Regions from separate parts of the Homo sapiens genome. Here region 2 is linked to region 1. A link is a contact called in ENCODE Hi-C or POLR2A ChIA-PET data. All regions are on one chromosome and are shown on one strand. The core of a region is the stretch at or near the end of the contact, and the rest is flanking DNA. Distances in the headings are between cores, read along the strand shown. Region 1 has its middle 26 kb from the start of PALM2AKAP2-AS1. Region 2 overlaps PALM2AKAP2 (PALM2 and AKAP2 fusion).

Evidence for each region. A loop is a pair of places that touch in the nucleus more often than their neighbours do. ChIA-PET counts read pairs that join two places held with the same protein, here RNA polymerase II (POLR2A). Pooled maps may share reads with other maps.
Region 2: a map of ascending aorta shows a loop between it and region 1 (8-fold over the local background). The contact joins two enhancer-like sites. A Hi-C loop is called at or near these places in 11 of 168 maps with a recorded cell type or tissue (HepG2, IMR-90, PC-3 and 7 more) and 14 of 50 pooled maps. POLR2A ChIA-PET finds 5 or more read pairs at or near these places in 1 of 52 experiments (PC-9).

Annotation. Positions count from the first base shown.
Region 1 is chr9:109,743,448-109,748,867 of GRCh38, reverse strand. It overlaps a transcript of PALM2AKAP2 not described here. Among named protein-coding and RNA genes, the nearest start is that of PALM2AKAP2-AS1, 26 kb to the left of the region's middle. Within about 2 kb of position 3,092, at least 16 of the 41 ENCODE cell types and tissues checked have a DNase peak (open chromatin) inside an H3K27ac peak, as active enhancers do; they include ascending aorta and heart right ventricle, where a contact is called at or near this core.
Region 2 is chr9:109,814,287-109,819,122 of GRCh38, reverse strand. The region is part of intron 1 of PALM2AKAP2 (PALM2 and AKAP2 fusion); the gene reads right to left. Among named protein-coding and RNA genes, the nearest start is that of PALM2AKAP2, 37 kb to the right of the region's middle. RefSeq lists an enhancer at 1,726-2,925. Within about 2 kb of position 2,507, at least 9 of the 41 ENCODE cell types and tissues checked have a DNase peak (open chromatin) inside an H3K27ac peak, as active enhancers do; they include ascending aorta and heart right ventricle, where a contact is called at or near this core.

The sequences.
Region 1 (5,420 bases), core at 1,843-4,342:
ACACAGGGAGAAGATGGCCATCCATAAGCCAAAGAGAGAGGCCTCAGAAGAAACTAATCCTGCCAACACTTTGATTTTGGCCTTCCAGACTCCAGAATTGTGAGCAAAAAAGTTTCTGTTGTTTAAGCCACCCAGTCTCTGGTACTTTGTTATGGCAGCCTAGCAAGCCAATATAACACCCTCTACCCCAAAATCAAAGTGTAATTCCCAGTTTCCAGAGCAAAATTGTGTAACTGTCAGCATCATGACAGATAGGACACATGACAGTACATGCAATCTGCCATTTAACTTAGGAAGCATCATGATTCTATTTCCAATACAATGATGTTAGCATCACACATTATTTGATCAAAGTAGAATAAAAGCAAAGGTAAACTGGGATCGCCATCTTTTAGACTCCTGACCCATGTTATCTCACTCCTCTTCTGTACAAGAGCTGCTCCTATCGCCTCATGTTTAAGGCCGATGCCCCAGCTGTCTTGGGAACCCCTGTAGTGCGTCATTCCCTGCAAACCCTAGTGTCCTTTTGGGAATGAGAAACTGGGCTGTTCATGTACCCTCAACTGCAGAAGGGCAGCCCAATTCACCAAGTCCAGATGGAAAGAGTATAGGGGGTATTTGCATTTGCCATGGATCATATTCTCTCTCCCTCCTTTGCATGCTTGGTCACTCTGCTACAGTTAAAAAAAGAAAAAAAAGAAAACACAACTCTACTTCATTCCAAGTGGTTAATCAACTAAGTATCCTAGAATAAACCAAACATACATATAAGAAGGTGGCCACCAGCTTCCAAGAGCATAAAAATCAGTTTCAACTGGTAAATATTGTGTTGAAACTGTCAACAGAATAACTTTTGATAGAGTCATTTGTAATCTTTAAAATTATGGACATATAGCCAGCTGGGCTCAGTGGCTCATGCCTGTAATCCCAGCACTTTGGGAGGCTGAGGCAGGCAGATCGCTTCAGCTCAGGAGTTCAAGACCAGCCTGGGCAACATGCCAAAACCCTGTCTCTACCAAAAATACAAAAAATTAGCCAGGCCTGGTGGTGAGCACCTGTATTCCCAGCTACTTGGGAGGCTGAGGTGGGAGAATCCATTGAGTCTGGGATGTGGAGGTTGCAGTGAGCCGAGATCATGCCACTGTACTCCAACCTGGGTGACAGAGTGAGACTCTGTCTCAAAAAAAAAAGAAAAAAATTATGGAGTTACAGTATTTTAGAAATGAGAAGAACTTTACTTCATGATTCAATATTTCTTGGCCTCTAACTCATATATGCATCAGTTCATGAAATCATATTTGATTATGCCTTCTACTCAGAAATGCTGTTTTGTAATCTCCAAGTGACTGGCAAGAAGAACTATTTGGTTCTTTGGTTCTTCTTATGAGTATATATAATTTTATATCAAATTCTGCATGAATGCCAAGACAGGAACCCCAAGAACGTCAAGGCAAATTTGCTAACCATTACTAGAAATTGAATAGAATATATTTTAACAAACATTTCTAGAGTAAAACATCTGTTTAAGAAGGCATTTATAATTTTAAAAAACCTCAATACCAGTGACTTTTTAACTGAAAATCAGCGTGGTGGCCTGGGGGCTAGCCTGACATAAACCACTTGAAAGACAAGGGCAAAGAGAAATGAGCCTAGTGAATCCATCTGCTGGTGGCCTTTTTGGGCACCTGTAAAAACAAAGCTAGGCTATTACAGATATTATACACAATATAAAACCATAGAAATATTGGCTTTTATTATTAGCAATATTTATTACAGTATATTCACATCAGCATTCATGGCCCTCCACAATATGGCAGTAGCTTGTGTTTATGGTGTAATTTTCCTCCAACCCTCTTACCCATACTCCAATCCAACTGGACATGTCCCTGTTCTCTACTCCATGCCTTTCTCATGTTCTTGCTGACATCTCTGCCACACGCACTGCCCTCTTCCACCTGTGCCTGTTAAAATCTTCATAGAGCAAGACTGCCTGTATTTGAACTCTAGGCTGCTGCCAACTAGAAGCCACATCTAGCCACACCTAGCTGTGTGACTTTGGGCAAGTTTCTTAGTCTCCCTGTGCCTTAGTTTCCTCATCTGCAAAATGAAGATAAAATAGGACTATCTCATAGGGTTGTGGTGATGATTCACTGAGACAGTAGATCTAAAGCATTTACAGCAGTGCCTGAACCAGATCCACACCAACCTCCCTTCCACCTCCTGGGGATATCATTGGTGTCTCTCTACTGGGCTAGCACACTAGACTCTGAGTGTGAGGACACTTCTTTATGGTTCTAATAATTATTGATCAATAATAATAATAAATATATTTATTTCTGTTAGCTCTGACCCTAAGATTGAATCAAATTAAATAATAAAATATGAATGTGTATGATCAAACACCTACTTTGTAGCTTGCATTTTGCACCATTTCTTCCATTTATTTGGGGACCTATTGTGCCCTGTGCTTGTTAACTAACTTACCAGGATTAATGGGAAAGACATTCCCCCATGCTTTCTAAAATGGAGTTATCTGGCTAGCTTTTCTAAGTGACTCCTATTCCTCCAAACCTGTTGGCATTCCCAAATTCATTATCAGAGAGCAAGCCTAAACAGCAAAAGTTCAAGTCAGATAGGACATCCTGGGACCAAGAGCACAGTGGATTTTTGGCTGTCATCTGTTCCCTGCTGGCTGTCACTCTAAGTGGTTGTCATTCTCTTGTGCAGAAGGAAAAATTCCATATAAGGCAAGGCCCGAGCAAGTCGTTAAGCAGTCTGAAGTGTTCCTCCCGGGCTGTGAACCCTCCTGGGAGAGAGCAGCACACCCCTGGCAAAGATTACAGCACACTTCACGGCAAACCTGCAGAGTAACAAAGCACATATTGTTACCTCTGAATGCCAAGCTCTGCAGGCTAGTAAAAATACATATTATACCTTTTTAATGGGATGAAGGGAGTTGGCTTCTTTGCAACGTTTTGGATGGAGTCATAACATAAATAAACTGTATTCTGGGGTCTGAATTTATGAAGCCCAGAGCCAAGCTGCATGGTTACAACTAGGGCAACCCAGACCATTGCGTAAATCAAGTACAGAAGCCAGGGAGTTCTGGCAGCCACACCACTGCGTGCTCATGTGAGGAAAGACTCCACTGAAACACTTCCCAGACGTCGTTATTGTCTGCCACCTTTTTCTAAATGTGTTTACTATTCATAGTGTTGATGACTTCTGCCTATTTTTATTATTGCTGTAAATGTGGCCACTGAATAACATTTTGAATAACCTAAAACAGGACACGACAAGACAGGAAAGGGTGTGTGTGTATATTCTGGCTGGTAAATTCATGCCTATTCCTACACACACACACACACACACACACACACTGACAGCCACTAGAGTCGACTTAAGAGATCAGAGAAGAAAAGAAGTGAGGCAGCATTCACTCCAACCTAGAAGCCAAGCCTCAGAAGAAATGAGAGCCTGGAACTATGAGCCTTATTTTTATTTTTTTTTATTTTTGAGACAGAGTCTCACTTTGATGCCCAGGCTGGAGTGCAGTGGCACGACCTCAGCTGACTACAACCTCTGCCTCCTAGGTTCAAGCAATTCTCCTGCCTCAGCCTCCTGAGTAGCTAGGATGACAGACTTGTGCCACCATGCCCGGCTACGAGCCTTATTTTTAAGTGGAGTCCATACCTATCGCTGGTCATGGCAGTGGTCTAAATGATCTGGACCTGATGCCCTGCCATTCTATGAAATCGCTGGGCTCTGAAAATGAGCAAAAAGGAAGGCTGTGTTCACTGTTGAGGTTGATTTAAATGCTGAATAAATGCTGAAAAGTTGCTTGGTGCCTGGGCTGAGAAGAAGGAGCTCTGGAAGCCAAAAATTATTGGGACTGAGGGCATGCATGGACTTAGAGGGAGCTCATGGAGAAGATGCCTTAGTCCTAGAGTCTTCCGGAAGAGAGGAGAGAGCAAGAAGTGTGCCAAAATCTGCTGGGAGGTTGGAGGGTCCTAGTGTTCAAAATCTTAATGCTGGATTTGACAGACATCATTGTGATCAGGAGGTTTCTGCTCCACATGAAGTCAAAAACAGGTAGTGTTGCCAGAGGCTGTGAGGTCCTGATGTTACTATGAGAACATCTGGGGTGCTTAGAACATTCCTGGAATCCCAGTTAATGCACTGGAGCAAATTATATTAAGGGGCAATAAAGCCTTGTTTGGGAGGACTTGCAATTGTTCTTTGCTTGTTCTATCTCAAATGAGATGTTAAAATAGTCAATTGCTGTCTTAGACCCTCTAGTCCTCCAAACATTTATGAAATCATAAAATAGTCACGTCTAGCAGGGATCTAGTGACTCTCTGGAAACTTTCCCATTTAAAGATGAAGAAAATTAGGCTCCGAAAATTGCCCACGCCATGCAGCTAGATGATATCAGCTGAGATCTGCAAGATATTTTTCTTTCTCTTTGTCATAAAAAAATTGTTATTCATTTTGCCTGGAGTATGACAACCATATTCTTTGTTTTAGTACAGAAAATTGTTTCTTCAAAGTCTTTATAATTATTTCTGTTTCAGTTATTCTTACTAACTCAAAATACCTATAATTTTGAGGTTGGAACTCCATTCTCTGCCCTCCACATCTAACAATATCTCTCCTATCACATGGATAGCTTTTTCCCTTTTCTCTGCATTCTGAGAGAGATTTCCAGTTTATCCTCTCCAATCATTATTCAGTTCTTCTCTGGTTTAGTTCAGTTATTTGTTGACTCTAATACGAATTTTAATTCTGCTCTTGAGTTGTTAACTTTCAGTCAGATTTTATCCATTTCACATTTTCATTTTCACCTCACTCCCACTCCCATGCCTATGACCTTGTGGTTTTCCATTTCTGTTTTCTTAAAGGCCAAATAGAACATAGATAAATGAGAACATCCACATACTCAATAAGAAAAAAAGAGCAAATTTTGTCATTTGCTGGAATTCATTCTTTATTCATTCACTGAGTTCCTATGACATTCCAAGCAGTGTGCTGGGCTCTGATGTTAGGAATGTAAATAAAAGAAAGACATGTCTCCTGTTATCAAAGTGTGCAGGCAGATGTATGTATATGCCTATGTGTATTAAGACGTTGCACACAAACAACCATAATGCAAGGTAGAAAGTGTTGCCTGCCTAAGGAAGGCTTACATTTCAAAAGATATTTTGAAAATTTTTGAAACTTTCTCCTGGTTCCTGAAATAGACATCCTGGGGTCTTCAACAATTTTTTCACTGATTCCAAGTAGTCTTTCCTATAACTTACTTCTTCAATATAAATATTTAAATAAGGTGAGCTTTCTTGAGACTTTGAGGCAGCAGTCATACATGGTATGGGGTTGGCTTCATCAATGCCGGCCCTCCATTTGTATGATGATCTCACACC
Region 2 (4,836 bases), core at 1,258-3,757, 71 kb before region 1:
CCTGTGGGGGAAGGAGTCAAATATTTCAGCATTACTAATTCATCTGTTCGCCTCTCACTTCTAAAGCAAAATGTATTTTTTCTCAAATTGGGACTCTGCAAAGGATTTTTTTCCAATGGAAAGATGCCTTCGTGTCATTCTTAGTTTCTCCTTTTGACTGGTTACAAAAATGAACTTGTAACCTACATGGTCATTTCTATGGCAACTGGATGTTCCAAGTGAAATACTGAATTTGGAGTTCTCTGAAGAACTAGAAAGAAGAGAGTCTGTGCCACAGACAACATAAAAGCTCAAGTTTTAATGATATTACCAGGCCTGTCAATGTAGGTGTTCACTGGTACCTAAGTCTTATTTCGAAAGTACAGTGAAATAAAGTGTCAAAACCATGCCAGGCACGCCCGTAGTCCCAACTACTCAAGAGAAACCCTTAATCCCAGGAGTTTGAGTTCAGCCTGGGCAACACAGTGAGACTCCATCTCTAAAAATAAAAAGTATACATGGCTTAGCATTTTTGAGGTTTTTCCTTAAAAAGCAAATTTAGCAGGTAGTATGTTTAATGAAAAGTTTTTATGTTTTTTACCTTCTTATCAATACAGATACAGAAGCATCATAAAACCAATGTTTAGCTAAATGAATTTTTATAAGGCAAACACCTTTGTAATCACCACCCAGTTAAAAATAAATAGAAATTGCTAGCCACTTCCAGAAGCCTCTCCATGTGCCCCACGCCAATTTTAATCCCTCTTCTTCCACTCAAAAATAACCACAGCTTCAGTTTCCATGTTATTGATACCCATAGCTCCTATGTTTATAAGATGCTATGATTCAGTCATTTTTTTCACCATTAAAAGATTATTTGTATTCAAGGGCTGACTTGTCAAAAAAAAAGAGATTGTGTAGCAAGTACATTTTTCGAAAGGCTTATTTATACCTTTTCTGTTTCGCTGCTACCCAGATATAATAAATACATTCATTAGCGTACACTATTTTTAAATACCTTGCCTCATTCCAAAAATATGTGCGGGGTTGAACACATGCTAAGAAATTCCCTCCACTAGGAGGCGCTACATCCCTTATGTCCTCAGACAGCTGGGAAGACTGCGCTTAATGTAACTCAGTTATCAGCGCATTTCTATGAATGAAGTCACAGAGGAACATGTGGGAGATCCACTTAACGACTTCTTTACCTTGCTGCATATCACAAAAAGGCTCACTGGTTGCCAGAAGTCCTGGTGAGTGGCAGGTTCCAAGAGTGAACTGATATTTCAACAACTACTTTTCCACTAACAACCTAAATCCATGAAATTGAGGGAGGGGGCCAGGAACATTTGGAACAAAGGGGCCCTGTTTCCAAGCGTAAATAAAATACAGCTGGTTTACAGCTGTGCTACCTTCCTCGCTGCAAGTCAAGTCATAAAACAGAATGAAACTTTCAGTAGTCACCGCTGTGAGGTTAGGGAATTCTGAGCATCCCTCTGGGCTCTAAGGTGACCAACTATTTGCTTTCTGAATTTCGTTTTTCAACCCATAGACACTGTATGGCTCATCAGAGAGGCAGATTTCCACTGCAAATTTACACAAGCCTAGACTGTCTATTTTTACACAATTGTTTGTTGTTTGCTTTTGTTTTTCAGATCAAAAAAATCTGAGGAATAGAGCTATGAAGACATCTGAACTCTAATTATAGGGGTTTGAATTTTTTAGATTAGACGTGCTACCCTTGTGACTCACAGTGATGTGCATTTCCCTGGTCTGATCATTAGCATACCAGGCAGGCTCAGATGCCCAGCATGTATCACAGATAGTAGGACATCATGCATATGCATGGGAAACTCCTAGCTCAAAATTGGCCTCTGATCAGACCAAAAGGCCAGTAACTGTGTCCAAGTAGCAACTCAACATCCACAAAGTGCCAACTGGAATGTTTTCCCATTTTAAGTGGGCACGGCAATCTAGACATTAACCAATAGACTTATAAGAATAGCTTGTATTGATTAAAGAAGCTTTATAATACATATTTTATTCCTATCATTTTATGTGCCTAAGATTTATTCCTTAAAATACTGATTCACTGATTTAGAAAACTCGGTAGGGGTAAATAAATCTGGTTGAATAAAGTTGAAAATAGACTACATCCTATAGTTTTTAAAAAAATATTAGAAGAGTATTTGTACCGCCTCCAGACAAACTGGTAGTTGTCCGTTGCATTTCAGACTCAATGAATATGGGCTCTTAAGCCAGATGGCATTAGGATCAGGAAGTGGGTTTGGCACTTTTCTTTCTCCTTCATGTCATTTCCAGACCATGACTCCTCTGCCCTCATGGAAAAAGTCTCATCTGTTCCCTTGTTCCCTCTCTCCTTAACTCTGTCCCCAGCTGATCTTCTGGTCACTTCCGTACATCCACTGATGACTTCATTCCTTGGCTCACAGGAGCTATATGAAATCCCACCATCATCCGGGGTGACTTCAGTGTTTGTGTTCATGACTCATTCAACCCTATTCCCACAGTTTCCTGAAAACCTCAACTCTGATGACCTTGATCTTCACTCTCCTCAACGATCTGCACTCAGGGCTGAAATCTGGCCTCATCACTAAATGTGGAACTGTTTAGGTGCAGCGGCCCAGACTCCAACCACAGCCTCGCCTCTTTCCCTGTCTCTCACTGGCTTGTCCTCACACCTCTGCTCTTGGGTCTTTTCAAATCTTCTAATCTCCAGCTTCCTCTATCTTATCCCAGTCCATCATAGCCCTCCTGTCTTCATTTTTATGTCTTTTCGCCTAAGATCATGTGAACAATCCATTCCAATCACTGCACTGTCTTCCTATATCCTCAACAATCTTGCCTCCTCGTCCTTTGGCTACATCCAGGTATCTGGCAAAAATCCCAAATGAGAGCTAAGCACAGTCTCATTTCCCAAGATCAAACACCTACATAAGGTGCCCTGGAGTGTAGGAGAACGACACTACAAATCTGTGGTCTCCAACCTTATCTGAGCTCTCAACACTGTCCAGGGATCTTTGTACATGTTCCTTGTCAACTCTCTAGCTTCAGTTAAAGATACTTTCTCCCCAGGACAAGCCCATACTTAGCATAAATAGAACATCAATATCTTTTTTGTTTGTACATAAAAAGGCTAATAACCAGTACCTTGAATTCCATCATGCCCTGACCTCTCAGGGACCCCATACCATCATTTATCCTCCACTCACCTGCATTTCACCTCTTTCACTATTTTCTCCTAACTCCTTCACCTAAGAATTTAGACTTCCTCTTCTTAAAACAATCCATGCAAATCCTATGCCCTCTCTAGCTAAGACTTACTTCTCTTCTTTCCTTCACAGCCACACCACTTAGGGAGACAAAGACTTCATTTAATCCCCAACTTCCTCTCAGCTGAACTCCACACTCCACAACCTCACTGAACCTGCTTTTCCATTCTTGTGAGGGCCACCAGTTACCTTCTAGTTGGTATGTTCAATGGACACTTTTTAGAATGTGTACCATTGCCTGTCAGTGGCATTTGGCACCATGCATCACTCCCTCCTTCCTGGAAAGTTCTTTCATCTTCACCTACCCCCCTGTTTCTGTCTACCCTGACTCCCCTTCTGCTTCCCTGGCTTCCCTCAGCACAGTGAGTCACCAGGTTGACCTTATATTTTGCATTCTTTCCCTGGATAGCCTCATTCACATCCATGGCTAAAGTTACTATTTGATGCAGATTTACTGAAGTCCCCAAAACCAGATCTCCTTCCTGAATTCCATACCTACATGTTATTTCCTATCAGGCATCTCACATGTATATTCCGAAGGTATTATGATCTCAACATGTCCAAAATAAACTCATCACTTTTCCCCAAAATATGTCCCTCTTTCCATGTTCAACATCAACCATCCCCTTGTCTATGCTGGAAACATGGCTATCAACTTTATTTCTCCATACCTCTCACCCTTTACTCAATCAGTACCAAGTTCCAGCAATTCAACCACATAACTATCAAATCCATGCCTTCTTCACCATCTCCACAGCCACTCTCTCATGTCAGTCTATCCCTATTTCATTCTTGGATCAGTATCAAGATAGCCACCTCTGAGTGGTCTTACTGCCCACTCCCCATCCCTCCCAATTCAAATTACTTCATATACTACAGTGGAGTACTCTCTCAAAAATGCATATCCAACTAGATCACTTCCTGAGAGATTCCCATGACCCACAGGATAAAATCCAAACTCTACCTAAAATGGCATACAAGACAGTCCATCTCTCCATCATTCTTTCTCACCATTCTCACCATTATCTCAAACCTTCCAATCCAGTTACAGGGAACTGCTTATGCAATGATATAGCTTAATGGTTGATAGATGAGTCTTGGTGTCAGATATACATGTGTTCAAAATTAAATTGCCACTTACTGGTTTGTGATCATGGACAAGTTACTTCTGAGAGCACCACATGCTTCTCTATCAGAGTACTTATTGTCCCACACCACCTTCTAAATCCTCCGTACTAGCCCATCTTTTCCACTGCACTGTCCTTGAATCCCTAGCACACAGAAGGCCATCAACACTTATTCTGCATATGAGTGAATCAGGAGAATGAATGGATTCTCCCAGTGACAGGAGGCTCACTTCCTCTGAGGTCTAAATATGGCATCTTTGCATCTGTTTGTTACAGAGTTCTTCAGATTCATCATCCAGATTCTTAGAATCCTGCCACAATCGTTCAGGCTCATATAGTATGTCTCGCCCTGTACTTTGATGGCTCTAGATTTTCTTCAGGTGAAAACTATATCATTGACACTTGTGCATTAAGTATATATTTAAAAGCAGGTGCAT